Linked DNA regions of Mus musculus: region 1 is linked to region 2. The links are chromatin loops, found by intact Hi-C in ENCODE. Cell type or tissue: gastrocnemius. All regions are shown on one strand.

Evidence for each region. A loop is a pair of places that touch in the nucleus more often than their neighbours do. Peaks named below come from ENCODE experiments on the same cell type or tissue, not always from the same donor. Only the 100,000 strongest peaks of a DNase experiment are listed, where the experiment ranks them.
Region 1: it touches region 2 in a loop (9-fold over the local background); 20 of 42 quality-filtered maps call a loop at or near these places.

The regions. Positions count from the first base shown.
Region 1 is chr15:34,152,110-34,160,109 of GRCm38, forward strand. It overlaps Gm38594 (a long non-coding RNA gene), which reads right to left. Exons shown (of 6, transcript XR_003951614.1): 3 at 3,786-3,917; 4 at 1,850-1,933; 5 at 569-737; 6 at 453-478. Among named protein-coding and RNA genes, the nearest start is that of Gm38594, 10 kb to the right of the region's middle. In gastrocnemius, a CTCF peak has its summit at 3,597 (motif pointing left); DNase peaks (open chromatin) are centred at 1,626, 3,562 and 4,314.
Region 2 is chr15:34,040,262-34,048,261 of GRCm38, forward strand. No RefSeq gene overlaps it. Among named protein-coding and RNA genes, the nearest start is that of Gm41290, 6.5 kb to the left of the region's middle. In gastrocnemius, a CTCF peak has its summit at 3,048; DNase peaks (open chromatin) are centred at 3,050, 6,224, 6,571 and 6,808; H3K4me3 peaks cover 396 bases; H3K27ac peaks cover 2,981 bases.

The DNA of each region.
Region 1 (8,000 bases), 110 kb after region 2:
GAAAGTAGACTTGCTGAGGCCCCCAAGTCCCGTTTTTCCCCGTCTCCATATAGGTGCTGACAGGAACATAGTAAACGAGGGAATAGTGCAACCAGAACACACAGGCTGGAGTTTTGGAGTATCCATGCATGGCCCCAGGTACATGCAATCCAAGTCACGAGGCAGGAGTTGCTACTTTCTGTGACAAGGGTATGATCGCAAAGATGCTTAAGGTGAGGGAAGCTATCTAATCTTCCCCCTTCTCCTGTCACATACAGCCCCTTTCCAGTCACTGAAGGGTGTCTTAGGATTTTACTTCTGTGAACAGATACCATGACCAAGGCAACTCTTCTAAGGACATTTAATTGGGGCTGGCTTACATGTTCAGAGGTTCAGTCCATTATCACCAAGACAGGAACATGGCAACATCCAGGCAGGCATGGTACAGGAAGAGTTGAGAGTTCATCTGAAGGCTGCTAGAATACTGGCTCCCAGGCAGCTAAGACAAGGGTATTAAAGCCCACAGTCACAACACCACACCTACAACAAGGCCACACCTCCCAAAACTGGGGATGTTCCCCAGGAATACCTTGGTGGGCTTTTTAGAGGTGTTAACAGATTTCCGGTGGTAGACCAGCCAGTATAATATAGGGGTCCGGGGTCCAAGCAGAGCTTACAATCTTCTCTGGTAAGGTTAGTAGTGTAAGTTAATAAAATTGAAGGTAAAGTTGAACAGTCCAAACAGGAGAGATGAGACTCTAGGGAGAGAGAGGTGTGATAACAGGATGAAACTGAGTTTATGAGGGAAGAGGAATCTGAGACAGGCTGAACTCACAGGTTCTTAGAACAGGTATCAACATCACTGGGGCCACTGATTCTATTGCTACAGGGGTAAATCCAGATGGAACTTTTTGTTTTTAGATCTGGAAAAGGAGTCCCCTATTTTTCTCATGATGTTAAGCCCCAAATGTTTCCAGCTTCCCACCCTCTACTCTTCGATCTCCTTTCTGTTCCTGAGATGGGGATGGGTCTCTCCCCCATGTTGAGCCTACCAGTCCTCCAGGTGTTGGGTTCACTGTCCTGCACATCTGGATCTGGATAAGATCCCGATTACCATGCACATATCGCATTAGCTTCACAGCCCCACATACTACAAAAGAAGCTTTCAGTACCACAGCAAGTCTCCTAGTCCTTTGTCCCTGGGCACATGAAGAGTTGGATAGCTGCAAATTATCAGTCTTGCCAGGCCTTTTTACAAGTCAACCTAGCTTTTTGCAGGTCCTGATATGATCCTGGATCCTTCCATATGTCTCCAGCTAAGGTGTAAATGTCTTGGTTGAAAAACAGGAAAGGTGGTACTCATCGGACCAGTTAGGGTCAAAGTCTGTACCTCTCTCCCTAGGCCTCTTGGGGTTTCAAAGTATCAGTTTGCTGGTAACAGCTTGGTGAGGGTTGACTGCTATGGCCTGATTTCTAAGCAAAGCAAGTATGAGGAGCTCTGTGGAGATCTAGTAGGACCTATGGTCTAGGGTGCAGTGTGGGTACTTGAGAGCCAAGAGTATTTGAACTCTTAGCTTTAGTAGATCCTGCAAATGGGCAACAGCTGGCCAACATCCAATGCTGACCTCGGGTGCTTGATCTTTTAGAAGCTGTTCCCTGCGGTGTTTCAGCTGTTGAATTGTTTCTCACCCAGCAGGCTTGATGTGGAAATTATGGATCCAAGTCTTTATCCTGTCAACCTTTATAGCTGTGTGTGTTATCAGTATCACCGTATGGGGCCCTTCCAACAGGGCTCAAGGGTCTTGTGGTTATCTCTTAATCCAGACCTCATCACCTGGTTCAAAACAATGGGGAGGGAGGGCAGACTCACAGGTTTGACAAATGCTTGGCCATATTTGCTTTTGCATCCTGTGAAGAGCCTGCACCATGTCCAGAAATCTCTGATGGTCATATTCTGCAAGAATTTCAGATTGAAGGTTAGATAGGAGGGGAGGAGTTCTCCCATACAGTATCTCAAAAGGGGTCAATCCCAAAATATAGGGGGTGTTTCTAGCCTTATATAAGGCATAGGGTAGAAGGACCACCCAGTCACCGCCAGTTACTAGAGGTAATTTAGTTAAGGACTCCTTTAGGGTCCAATTCATCCTTTCTACCTGCCCTAAACTCTGGGAGTGATAAGCACAATGTAGTTTCCAGTCTGTCCCCAATGTCTTAACAAGTGATTGTGTTACCTGAGAGACAAAAGCCAGTCCATTGTCAGAGCCCAGCAACGAGGGCAGACCATACCTGAGGATGATGTCCTCCAGTAACTTCTTGGCCACCACGCCTCTACCCAACCTGAAAAGGTATCTACATCCATGCATACAGACCTGGCTTAATTTCAGTGTAGTCTTTCCCAGTTTGCAGCTGACCTTTGTCCTCGTAGCCTGGTTCCCAGGCTTCCTTGCCCCTGGTTAGGGGGTTTACTGCCTTACGGGCCAGGCCGTGGGAAATGATCTCATCTACTAAGGGTCCTAGGTGGAAGATTTTGTATTTGGCATTCCTTAGCAGTTATTTGGGTTTCCTGGGACCCAGGTGGGTTCTCTGATGAATTTCGCTATCTAGTAAATTCTGAAGGAAGGATCACATGACCATCTACTGAGTGGAACCATCCTTTCTGTTAAAGTCCTAGACATTTTGTTTGATCGCTTTTCTTTTCCAGGCTGTAATGCAGAGTCAGGGGAAGCTCTGGAGGGATCAGCACTACCATGGCTTTTGGCTGTAGAGTCTAACACAGCCTGTTTTGCAGCCTATCAGCTAGCCTGTTTCCTCTTGCTCTCTTTTCCATGCCCTGTTTTTGTCCTGGGAAGTGCATGATGGCTACTTTGATGGGCAGCCATAATGCCTCTAACAAGGCCAAGATCTCATTTTTATTTTTGACAGTCTAAACTCTTTGTCAAAAGGAGTAACCCCGTTCTTTATATACGAGTCCATGAACATGAGCCATAGTGAGAGCATATTGACTGTCCATGTAGAAGCTAGCAATTTTGCCTTTTGCCATTTTTAAGGCCTGTGTCAAAGTGATTAATTCAGCTTTCTGAGCCAAAGTCCCAGGTGGTAGGGCCGAAGCCCATATGAGTCAAGAGCCCCCACTGCACCACCTTCCACGAAGCTGCTTCCATCCATAAAATAAGTCGCTTCCGCATCTGGCCAGAGGATGCGCAGTCTGTCTGGCCTCAGACTCTGAACCTGGCTCAGCACTATTGAGCTGTCATGCATGACATCCAGGTCTGGGCTCGGGAGCAGAGTAGCCAGGTTCATGACAGAAGCAGGGTGGTATCTAATGCAAGGCAGGTTTAGGAACGGGGACTGATAGTGCACCAGGTGGGCACTAGATATCCAGCAGTCTGGGGAGTTTTTGAGAATCCCCTCAATGGCTGCAGGGTCCAGCCTTTTAGACAGACAAGCCAGGGTCTGAGTCAATACCCCTTTGGCTATGCTCTGTTCTTGTCTATGTACAGGTAGAAGGGCTTATGACAGGGTGAGTGCTGGGGCCCCAAGGAATGTCTCCTTGAGTTTGTGAAAAGCTTTGTCCATCTCGGGAGTCTAGTTCAAAGTATTCTCCTGCCCCCTGGTGGCCGTATAGAGGGGCTTTCCATAAATCCAGGTACCCAGAGTCTACAAACACCCCCTCTCCCCCCACTAAGCTCAAGAACTCATGAGTCTGATACCAGGTCTTGGAGATGGGGATGTTGAAGATTGTCTCTTTTCTGGCCTGGGATAGCAGGCATTGTCCTCTGCCCCCTTAAGTATGTACCCAAGGTTACCTCACTTTGGCAGAACTGTGCCTTCTTCATAGACACCTGGTATCCCATCTGGTCTAGTTGTCTGCGCAAGGCCTCTGTCATCAAATGGCAATTGTCTTCATCTGGAGCAGCTAGAAGGAGGTCATCAACATACTGCAAAAGAGTTATTTGGGGGTAGGCCTGCCTGTACTCCCCCAGGTCTTTATGCCTCATCGAAAATGGTGGGTGAGTTCTTGAATTCTTGTGACAGCCTAGTCCATGTTAGGTGTCAGTTAAATCTGTGTTAGGGATTGCTCCAGTTGAAAGTGAACAAAGGCTGACTATCTGGTGCTAGTAGCACTAAAGAAAGCATCCTTAAGATCTAGTACAGTTAGACATCCTGTTCAGGAGACAGACTACTCAGTAGAGTGTAAAGGTTGGACTGTATGATGAATATCTTCTATTCTCTTGTTCACTTCCCTTAAGTCTTGTATGGGCTGGTAGTCACTGGAGTGGAATTTTCTTACTGGCAGGAGGGGTGTATTCCAGGCTGATTGGCAAAGGACCAGTTTCCCTTGCTTCCAGAGTTATGTGTGGCGTTATTCCCTATCTCAAATCTCTAGGCATGGGGTATTGGTGAACACTAGCTTGCCTGACATTGGCCTTCAGTTGCAACAGGATTGAAGCACAGTGTCTAGCTAGCCCTGCAAGATTTTTCTCTGCCCATACCCCAAGAATTTCGTCTCATAACCTTTCTAGGTATGGGTATTTAAGGATGACATATATTCTTATTCTTATATTCTTCTAAGGTCACAGTCAGTACATGTATGGGACTGCTCTTATTTAAGACCTGCACTCCCTTGGAGCCAATATGGATCTGTGCCCCCATCTTGGTTGGGAGGTCTTGGCCTAGGAGTGGATATGGGCATTCAGAAAATAAAAGAATGGCTTACCTGTCCCATTCCTAGGTCCACTTTTCTTTGGGTAGTCCATGAATATTGATTGCTTCCAGTAGCCCTTTGGACCTATGTTCTCTTGTTGGATAGGGATCCCATAGGTTGTTTTAAGATTGAATTCTGTGCCCCAGTATCTACCAGGAATTCTACCAGCCTCCCCTCCACCTTTAGGGTTACCGGGGACTCATGGAGGGGACATAAGCCCTGACACCCTCAGTCGTTCAGTTCTTCTATTTCAAATACCTTTGATTCTCCCTTCTTATGTCTCTTGGGAAATTCATTTTTCCAATGGCCTTTTTCATTACAGTATGCACATTGGTCCTTCTGGAGTCAGGGCCTCCCCTCCTGACATGGTTGAAGAGGGCCTATGTTGTTGATGGCTCTGTGCTGCTTGCTCTCCTGGGAGAGACTGTCTGAAATGAAGAATGAGGCTCATACTCAGGTGGTTTCCTGTGAAACAATCCCCTAATGAATAAAGGAGCCAATCATCAAGTAGGCGGGACTTCTGGGTTGGATGGAGGAAGAGAGGAAGCAGGAGAGAGTTAGGTCCTTTTTGGAACTGGGCCCCAGAGGGATAAGATGTAGCTGCTAGCGTTCCCCGGTATAATGGTGGGTACACAAGGATTCACCATCAGAGGAATAGGATTTTAATAAGGCTTACAAGATTAGGTTTTAGTTGTTGTGCCCAGAGATTGAGTTACCATTGTCTCTGAACTAAGCTTGTGTTGCGTTTTCCTTCACACTGCAGCTCATCTGGGTTCAAGGGAGAAAGGTACAGCAGCAAAATGTGGGTTTGCCAGATGTGCACCACAAAGGCCGTGGGGGATTTGAAGCACGGGGTTGGCATGGTAACAACCTGCCATTAGGAACCTAGTGGGCTGGATGAGGAGACTGTGGAGTTCTGAGTCAGAGTCCTTATGAAATAGAAACAGGTCAGCCATTGCCCACCAGTGCGTGGCCAGTCAGGCCTCCAGGGCAGAGGCATGAGTGCAGGGACATGCCAACTCCATCTTCTTTTGTAATATTTCCCACAACAGGCCTGCTTCCCCATTTCTCTTCCATATGCTATTTTTTTTTTTAACTCAGATATCAGATTTCTCCCTCCCAGAAGCCACCTTCTGGAGTCCCCTGGTCTGCCTACCCTCCAGAGTCTCCCTGTTGTTAAAGACTTTTTCAGCTATTGTCAGGAGCTCAACCATGCGCTTACCTTCAAATCTTTCTAGCCATTGGAGTTTTCGGTTGATATCTGGCACTGCTTGGTTGACAAATGCTTGGTTCATGGCAGGTGTGGTAGGCTTCCAGCAGTCTCTCAAGAAATGCCCCCTAGAGTCTCCTCCTTACCTTGTATGACCTGTCCTACTTTAGACAAATTTGTAGACCTCCTAGCAGCCTTTTGGAGACCCCTCATTAGAATCTGGCAGTAGACCTTAAGCCTATCCTCATAAAGGAGATTTTTGGATCCCAATCAGGGCAAACCAAGGGAAAAGCCACATCTATATTGACGTGCCACTAGAACCTAGAACCAATTTCCGGATGTCACTGTCACTCACTCCTCAGTCCTGAGGAGTACCTGCAAAAGCTGTTGGCAATTGTCCCAAGAGGGTTCATAAGTAACCATTACAGAGTCGAATATATCTATGAGGGCAGTGGGTTTCTCAGAGAAATTAGGATTCTGCATTATTTATTTGTATAACTCACTAGTGGAAAGGGGATGAGTCCTGTATTGTCTGCCCTGCCCATCAGGAGGGCCAATGATTTGCAGGAGCTCATGATGTGTTAAAATAGTGGCTTGCATCTGAACACAGCACACTAGGCCAAAACAATTCCATATGTGAGAGGTTTATATGGGGGTGGGGGTGTATGGGGGTGGTAACAGAAAGAGAAGGGGGAAAAGAAGGGGGAAGGGGCATTCCCCTTATTTATATAGAAAACGATGTAACACAGGTAAAGGTGGGAGGTGAATCAAGTGGATTCTGGAAATATGGTGCCCGTTGTCTTGGCAAAAGGTCTGTAGGTCGCTCTGTCGGCTATGTGATGTCATAGGTTTGAGAGATCCTGATGCCAGCATACCTCCCTTCTTGTTATAAAGAGAAGGAAAGAAAAAGGGAGGGGGAAGCTGATGGTGAAAAGGGAACAAGGGTGTGTCTCTTAAGTTACGACCTACTGTCTAGGGGAGTCATCAATTTTGGAGGGTAGCTGACTTTCACCATTGGGATCTACTTGGTAAACGTTCGCATCAGGTTCCTCTGTGGACAGCAGCTCTTCTGTGGGCAGCGACTGGTAATCCTGTGACAGGAGCTTCATTAGCTGTCAGGACATCTAGCCCGCATCGGTTCTGAAGCACCACGGCCACCAAAGAATCGATCTGTTTCTGGATATTAAGTACAGTTTCAGATATTTCTTGAAGATTGCTTTTAAACTTGGACATGAATGTATTATATTGGGTCATGGAAGTTGTTATCCCTGCAATTCCAGTACCAGCACCTATGGCTATTCACCAAGACTGGCAAGACTTGAACTGCCCTCTTTGTTTTGTTTTGTTTTGTTTTTGTTTTTTGAGACAGGGTTTCTCTGTGTAGTCCTGGCTGTCCTGGAACTCACTCTGTAGATCATCCTGGACTCAAACTCAGTAATCTGCCTACCTCTGCCTCCCAAGTGCTGGGATTAAAGGCGTGGGACACCACTGCAGAGCCTGAACTGCCCTCTTATTTTGAGCAGCTATCATATTTACATCTGGGATTGGCACAGGCTCATTTCCCTGGATTACTCCCAGTTCAGGGAAAAGGAGTACCAACGTGCAAAGTCCTGACCAGCTGGACGGTAGGCGATGATATACCTGAGTGCCACAGAGAATTGACGTGTTCTGGTCTGCGGGGCATTGTGGCAGAGATGATGTATCGAGGGTTATGGTTCTATTGCATTCCAGGGAGCTCAGTGTTCCTACAGAATGAGTCCCGGAGGTCTTAAAACAGTTTGCTACACCAAAGAAAGGGATAGAGGTAAGGTATGGAGTCATGGCAACATTAGAGTCAGGGCAGCTGACAAAGGATGAGGTAAGGTTACTTGGCAATATCACCAGAGATGCTGTAAGTGACAATTGCGAGTTAGTTCCAGGAGGTACGCATAGCCAGCAATCTTTAAAGCATCCAGGCCTGGTGACATTAAGGAGTTGGTATGCCGAGGACAAAGTCTAAAGCAAAAGGAGAAATGACAAGGTGGTGGCATTGATGAGGGGTGATGTCACAGAGGTAAGGACCTCAGAGGAGGGTTTGATTATCTCCCCTACTTTTCCAATATCTAG
Region 2 (8,000 bases):
CTCCCTCCCTCCCTTCTTTCCTCCCTCCCCACCTCCAACCCCTCTCCTTTGGTTTGGAAAAGCCTTTATGGAAGAAGTTCTTGAGACCTGCAGGAACCACAGAGAAGCAGTTGGCAGGACACAGGTAAAACAGTATCCTAGGAAAGAACTAAGGAGCACTCTTGGGTTTGCAGGGGTTCAAGAGAAAGGTAGACTAGGTGGGTAAAAATGACATGGATAGAAAGACATTTCTAAAGAGCTGGCAGGTTAGTTGTAAGATCACAGTTGTAAATAGATACTTTGTATATAGTTTAGAAAACAAAGTTACCTCGCTGAGCTAGCAGGTTTTTACCTCAGTTTATGCCTCCCATGTCTTTATTAGTATAAATATCAGTTAAATTTAGAAGGATAAATATTACGGAGGGCTGTCATCCCTCTTCCTGTTATGGTCTTTTTCCATCTACACCATATATCTTTCCTATCCCATATTCCACCCTAATCTTTGCTCAAGACCACCTCCAATACTTGTAAGACCTAGTGCAAGATGAAAACAAGAAGTCCTTTACTCCAACATTGTATTGAAAGACACAGGATAATTAAAGGGAATGCTAAACCAAGCTAGGTACCCAGTATTATACAACCCTGCAATCAGCCCTACACCATGCCTGCCTCCCCTACTACATGGTGTCTCATTTCTCACACAGCTGCTTCTGTCTGCACATAACACTTACCCCTGCCCTTGCCATTGCCATTGCCCTTGCCCCTACACAACGAAGCTGTTTGGAATCACAGACTCCCATGTTTGAAGGGGTATAGACACTATCTACTTCCTTTTGTATACCAGGAAACTAGAGTAGTTGAAAAACAACCATCAGAACATGCAGATTGATCCTGTCCAGAGTTCTCCCACAGCTCATCAGCCTGGACTACACAAAGCCCTGTCTCAAAAGAAGATGAAGTGAAAGGATAGAAAATACAGCCCCAACTCTAGCCTCCTAAGAAGCCCTAAATACCACAAATTCCAGACCCTGCTCCCTGCCATTATATAAGTAAAAGGTCACACTTCTTGCTGCTCCAGGGCCTGCTTTCTGTGATCCTAGCCTAGTAAGAGAACAGGAAATGAGTTAACTAACCACTTATCTAGCTTCTGTAAATTGCTTGCACCATAGAAGGAAAGATTATACACTGAAACTTTGATTCAAGGCCCCAGCTCCCTCCCCCACCCCCCCCACCCCCCCCCCGCCCAGGAACCCAAGCAAATTCGGACCTCCTAGGCTAAAGGAAACTGATTGGCCCTCGGAGCGTGGACTTGATGATTTAAAATGATTGGCCTAGAAACTATGGAGTGGTACAAATCGATTGACCCACACTGCACGAGCTCTTGATGCTGTGACATGATTGGTTTGTGAAGCACGGGCTTTGTTGTAACTCCATAAAAGCTATCCCAATTCTGCACTCGTGGTCCTTGGTCCTCTACCCCTGCTGATGTACGACTGTGGGCCCCAGAGTATGCCTGGAATAAAAACTCCTCTTGTGGTTTGCATCAAGGTCGTTTCTTGTGAGTGATTTAGGTTGTCGCCTCTCCTGAGTCAGAACATGGGGGAGTCCTCATTTTGTGGGTCTTTCAGAAGGAAGAGGACAAAGATGAGCTAGAGGGTCATAGAGCAACCAGTAATCCAGGCAGTACAAAGCTATTAAACTATAGACCCATAAGTCCATATTATTCTTTAAATTGTTAAAACAGAGCCAGGCAGTGGTGGCACACACCTTTAATCCCAGCACTTGGGAGGCAGAGGCTGGCGGATTTCTGAGTTCGAGACCAGCCTGGTCTACAGAATGAGTCCCAGGACAGCCAGGGCTACACAGAGAAATCCTGTCTCAAAAAAAAAAAAAAGTGTTAAAACAGGGCTAGGAAAGCAACACAGGAAAGTCCTACGATCAACTTCCTAAACCACAAAGGAGCTCAACTGATAAAGACGCTTGCTGCCTTGACCATCTGAGTTTGATCTCTAGAACCCACACAGTGAGTAGAAAACCAACTCCCAGAAGGCACCCTCTGGCCTCACTCATGTGCCCATAAACAGACATCAACACATGTGCCCATACACAGACCTCACACATGTTCCCATACACAGCCCTCACACAAAGTTTAAAAATATTTAAATGCTTCCTTTTCTTAAAGATTTATTTATTTATTTATTTATTTATTATATGTAAGTACACTGTAGCTGTCTTCAGACACTCCCAGAAGAGGGCATCAGATTTTGTTATGGATGGTTGTGAGGCACCATGTGGTTGCTGGGAGTTGAACTCAGGACCTTCAGAAGAGCAGTCAGTGCTCTTAACCACTGAGCCATCTCACCAGCTCCTATTTAAATGCTTCTAAATGCTACTTTAAAAGTGGTTTGGAGCCAGGCGTGGTGGCAACGCCTTTAATCCCAGCACTTGGGAGGCAGAGGCAGGTGGATTTCTGAGTTCGAGGCCAGCCTGGACTACAAAGTGAGCTCCAGGACAGCCAGGGCTATACAGAAAAACCCTGTCTCAAAAAACCAAAATAAATAAATAAATAAATAAATAAATAAATAAATAAATAAATAAATAAGTGGTTTGGATAGCTAATTAAGTTAAAATCATTTTCTTCTTGTTATGTTTTAATGCATTTTTCACTCTGTCATGTATACTATACGTTATATCTATAAGACAAAGTTTAATGTTCACACCTTTTGTCAAGTGATAGCAATCGAGGAATCTATCCTCGGGGGATAATATAAGCCATGAATTGATCTGATGTTACATTATTATTATTTACAGTAGAGGGGGAGGGAGAGAGAGACAGAGAGGGAAGAGGGAGAGAGGAAGGAAGAGAGACAGAGAAGGGGAGGGCGAAAGGAAGGGAAGGACGGAGAGGAGGGACAGAAAAGAAGAAGTGGGAAATAGAGAGTGGGGAGGGAGGGAGAGACACAGAGAGAGAGACTGAGACAGAGACAGAATATTTGCTTATGGCCATTTCCTGGATCCTTTAAAGAGCACAGAAGTTTCTAACTGCAATGTAGAAAAATGCCACTGAGTGGCAGCAAGGAGCTGGACCAGTGGTTCCCTTCAAGGCTGACTTGCAAACCTTAGAGCCCAATGCTGGTGAATGTTCACTAAGGGTCTTTTTCACAGTGATTTCAAAACAACAACAAAGGTCTTAACTCCAAACTTCTTTTAGGGGCTTGGCCTACAAGTAAAAGTGTCTGACCTCTTGTGTTCAAATTCTGGAGCCCACAGTGAAAGACCATCAGTTCCTGAAGGTTATCCTCTGACTTCAGCTCAGGAGCCCTCAGGTACAGCATGTACACACACACACACTCACACACACACAACACTCAACACACACATGTACACACACAAAATATCAAAATTAAAGTATTTTAAAACTAACAATATAAAAAGACCTATTAGTTTGGGATGTCTAAAGAATCAACATTAGTGCAAACCAGAATCACTTTGCTAGATAGTAACTAGATCAAGGAAAGATAGGTAGATAATTGATGGATGGATGGATGGATGGATGGATGGATGGATGGATGGATGGGCAGGCAAACACATGCATTCATAGTAGATAGATTTGGTAAAGAACTGACTCACATAACTATAATAGCTTGAAAGTCCCATGAGTCACAGAGACCAAGGATTCCAAAGTTCCTTGCCTGAGAGCCAGGACAGCTGTTGGTATAAGCTCCAAAGTTCATGTGTGAAAGCAAGATTAGCTAAGTGTCCTGACTGGAAGACATAGACAAAACTCACCTCCTGTCCCATCATGCTTGTTCTAATCAAGTCTCTGGTGACTTAGGTGAGGCTCCTGTTAGAGCATTCTGGCTTCCATTCCACTGGTTTAAATGCATAACTCCATACACATGTTAATGTGGAACCAGTGGCCCAGTCAATCTCACACATAAGCAAGAGCATCTAGGCATAGCAAAGTCTAAGTGCAGAGAGAGCTTCAGGGCCACTTCCATACACTGTACCCTATTAGTAGTAAGATCTGTATTGACATGAAAGAAGATGTGTTACATCCTAATTTAAGTGTGTGGGGAGGGAGGTAGAGGCAGATTACAAAGTACTAACATGCAAAGTCAATTGATTTTTAATAATTTAACATATTTTTATATATTAAAAGTACAGAGGGACTCAGCGGGTAAGAGCACTGACTGCTCGGGCTGGTGAGATGGCTCAGTGGGTAAGAGCACCCGACTGCTCTTCCGAAGGTCCAGAGTTCAAATCCCAGCAACCACATGGTGGCTCACAGCCATCTGTAATAAGATCTGACTCCCTCTTCTGGTGTGTCTGAAGACAGCTACAGTGTACTTACATATAATAATAAATAAATCTTTAAAAAAAAAAAAAAGAGCACTGACTGCTCTTCAGAAGGTCCTTAGTTCAAATCCCAGCAACCACATGATGGCTCACAAACACACATAATGAGATCTGACGCCCTCTTCTGTTGCATCTGAAGACAAATACAGTGTACTTATTTATAATAATAAATAAATCTTTGGGCCAGAACAAGCAGGGGCTGAGCAAGCAGAGTTGACCAGAGAGAACAGGGCTGACCAGAGCGAGCAGAAGTCTTAAAAAGTTCAATTCCCAACAACCACATAAAAGCTCACAACCATCTGTACAGCTACAATGAATTCATATACATAAAATAAATAAATAAATCTTTAAAAAAAAGTACAGGACACTGATTTGGGTGGCTCACACCTTTAATCACAGAACTCAGAAGGCTGAAGGAGGGGAATCTCTTTGAGTTCCAGGAAGCCAGGATTAGCTAGTGAGGCTGTCTAAAATAAATAATACCACTTAACCATGTTATTGTGAAGATTTCATGGGGTCTCCAGGAAAGGGCCCAAGAACAGTATCTGACATACTGACATATAGTATAGCAAGCTCTCAGTAGCTTTTAGCTACCAATAGTATGTAATCTCATTGCCTTTTATTTATTATTTCAAAATAGGGTTTCTCTGTATACTAGCCCTGGCTTTCCTAGACTCACTTTGTAGACCAGGCTAGCCTCAAACTCACAGAAATTCCCCTGCCTCTGTTGAGATTAAAGGTATGCACTACCATGCTTAACCTCTCATTACCTTTTAAAAGTAACATATATAAGTATGTATGAATGTATGTATGTATGTATTTGAACATGAGAACTCTCTAGGAAAAAATATGGAATTGTTTTGAGATCTGGTTAATATAGTAGCACACAGTTTTGTGATCATTTCAGAGGAAATTCTGATGGTGATGCTGTACATTCAGACGCTAAGCACAGGTACGGAACAATGACTTACATGTCTCTAAGAAAAAAATAAAGTCCAGAAAGTAACTGCTTTGATAGCATGGGGACCTGAGTTATAATCCCATCACCTGTGTTAGAGCCAGATGCAGTGATGCACATCTGTAGCCCAGCAACACACACACACACACACACACACACACACACACACACACACACACACACACTGTAAGACTCCGGGGAGCCTTACCTTACTGGGGACCCCCTGAGTGAACCACGGAGAGCCAATATTGATGCAAAAAGCAAGAGGAATTTATTGTTCCAGTGCACTAGGGTTGTCCCAGACCCAAAGGAGAGACTGTGACCCCTAGCAACCATTCGGCAAGTTTTTATATGGTTTCCAGGGGCAGAATGGAGCATCAGCAACTAGGCACAATATGATTAGCTGAACAGTGCACTCTTTAAATTGATTGGTCTTTAGGGAATGAGGTGACAAGGACTTCCCTCATCTGAAAGTGGACAATGGTCTGTCCTGCAAAATGTGTCCCCACCTGCAGGTCGGTTCTGCCCTGTTGTCTGAAAAATGTTAATTAGACTCGCCCTTCTGAAGGGGCAAGTGTTTCATGACCTTCCCAAAGTTTTTAAGCTGACCCTTTCAACACCACATGCTCAAACTCTGGGGAGAGGGGGCAGAGGGGGCAGAGGGGAAGGAGGAAGGGGGAGTAAACAAAGAAGTTTTACTTAGAGCCATTTACTTAATGAAGATAAGTTATTATTTTAAAATAGAAGTCTACAGTAGAGCTAATAATTTTCCTTTTTCACATTTTCCTGATTTCATTAACACTCAGAGTTTGAGTAAGCCTTTGTCCCAGAGCCCCACCCCTAACTGCAATACACACACACACACACACACACACACACACACACACACACACACACTGCCCAGGCCGGTGGTGTGGTTTCACCCTAGTCATGGGAGTCGGGTATTCCCCCTCCCAGCCCTCTAAAAATAGGACAAAACAGGATCCCTCCCACCCCACTACTTCCTTTCTTCTCATCACAAACACTCCACACTACTCTAGGTTTGAAAACAAGGAAGTCCCTGATTAACTGCGCCAGACACACCATTCCTCCCTTCTCTGTCACCATTTCCCTTTTTGCTCTGCTGAGATAAAAGAATGTCCCTGCACCCGCCCTGACGGCCCCTTACTTTTTCATTGTCTCTCATGAGCCTTGCCTTCCCAACTAGCAAGTTCCTCCAGAAATCAAGAATCATGTTTCAAAATCCCCACCTCCACAGAGTGGCCTGCCAAGAAAACTCAACTTGTCCAACTTCTGAGCTTTGTGGTATTGGCTTCAGCTCCTCCTGACCCCACTCCACTCAGTTGTTGGAATAAACTTGATATGAATATTATCTCAATTTCTTTTTAAACACTTGTTCTCGTTGCTAAGAACAAACAGATGACACTCAGAAGGAGGCCACTACATCCTAACCTTTGGAAGTGAACACATGGCAAGTTGTCAGAACTGAGTCAGAAATGTCTGTCCCCCTTCTGCCGGAATAAAGAGGCCAGGGTTCTGCTGGCATGGGGAAATCAGCAGAGCAGCCACTGGCTACAGCACAGGGCAGTTTTTGCATCTGCTGAATGATGAAAGGGATCTACAACAATTGCTACAGCAGCTGTACTTTTCCTTAGCCAATACAAGAAATCCCCTAAAATGAATTACTATTAATACAATGTGCAGATAAGATAATGGCAGAATTTAGTAATGCATAAAATGTAGCAAAACATAACTTCTGATTTTCTCTAATACACCTTAGAAATTTAGGTTATGTTGACAAAAAAAAAATCACATTTATACTGGATAGGTGTGAACCTTTAACCCCAGAAACACTCCAGGAGCAAAGATTTCCCTACTAGTTAGTTTAAGGCCAACCTGGTCTACATATTGAGTTTCAAGTCAGCTAGAGCTACATAATATTATCCTCCATCAAAAGAGGAAAAAAAAAGCATTGATTTGTTATCTCTTTGTGGGGGAGAAGGTCAGAGAACAATTTGAAAGAGTGCTCTCTCTTCTTCAAATCATTCAGGTTCCAGGGTTTGAACTGAGGTCATCAGACTTAGCAGCAAGTGCCTTTATCTGCTGAGTCATCATATAACCCTCTAATTTGACAATCTCTTTAATAGACCTTATATTGCTTTATGTTCACCTCACAGAATTCCTTCCAGTCAGGAAAATAAACATGGAGCTCATGTTAAAGATTTATTCATGGCACTGGTAGCATAGAGGAAGAGGGCTTTGCCACAGACAGTTCAAAGCATTTATTATCTACTTAGAAAAACACAGAAATAACAATCACTCTCAGAAAAGCTGGAGGTAACATATAAACAAGCATAATACCAAAGGTCTGTAATTATTTTTTTATAATACCTTTAAATTTGAGTGGCCAGATAGAATCCTATTAATAGTTATTAATATTTGAAATAATTTTTAGAATAAGAATGCCCTATGTTTTTTTTTTTTTTTGGTTTTGTTATTGTTGTTGTTGTTTCGAGACAGGGTTTCTCTATAGCCCTGTCTGTCCTGGAACTCACTTTGTAGACCAGGCTTGCCTCGAACTCAGAAATCCACCTGCCTCTGTCTCCCGAGGCCCTATGTTTTAAAAACATGTTTTCATTGTGTATCTGAAACTAAGGTTTAACTGGGCATCCTGTATTAATATTTGCTAATTCTGACAACCTTA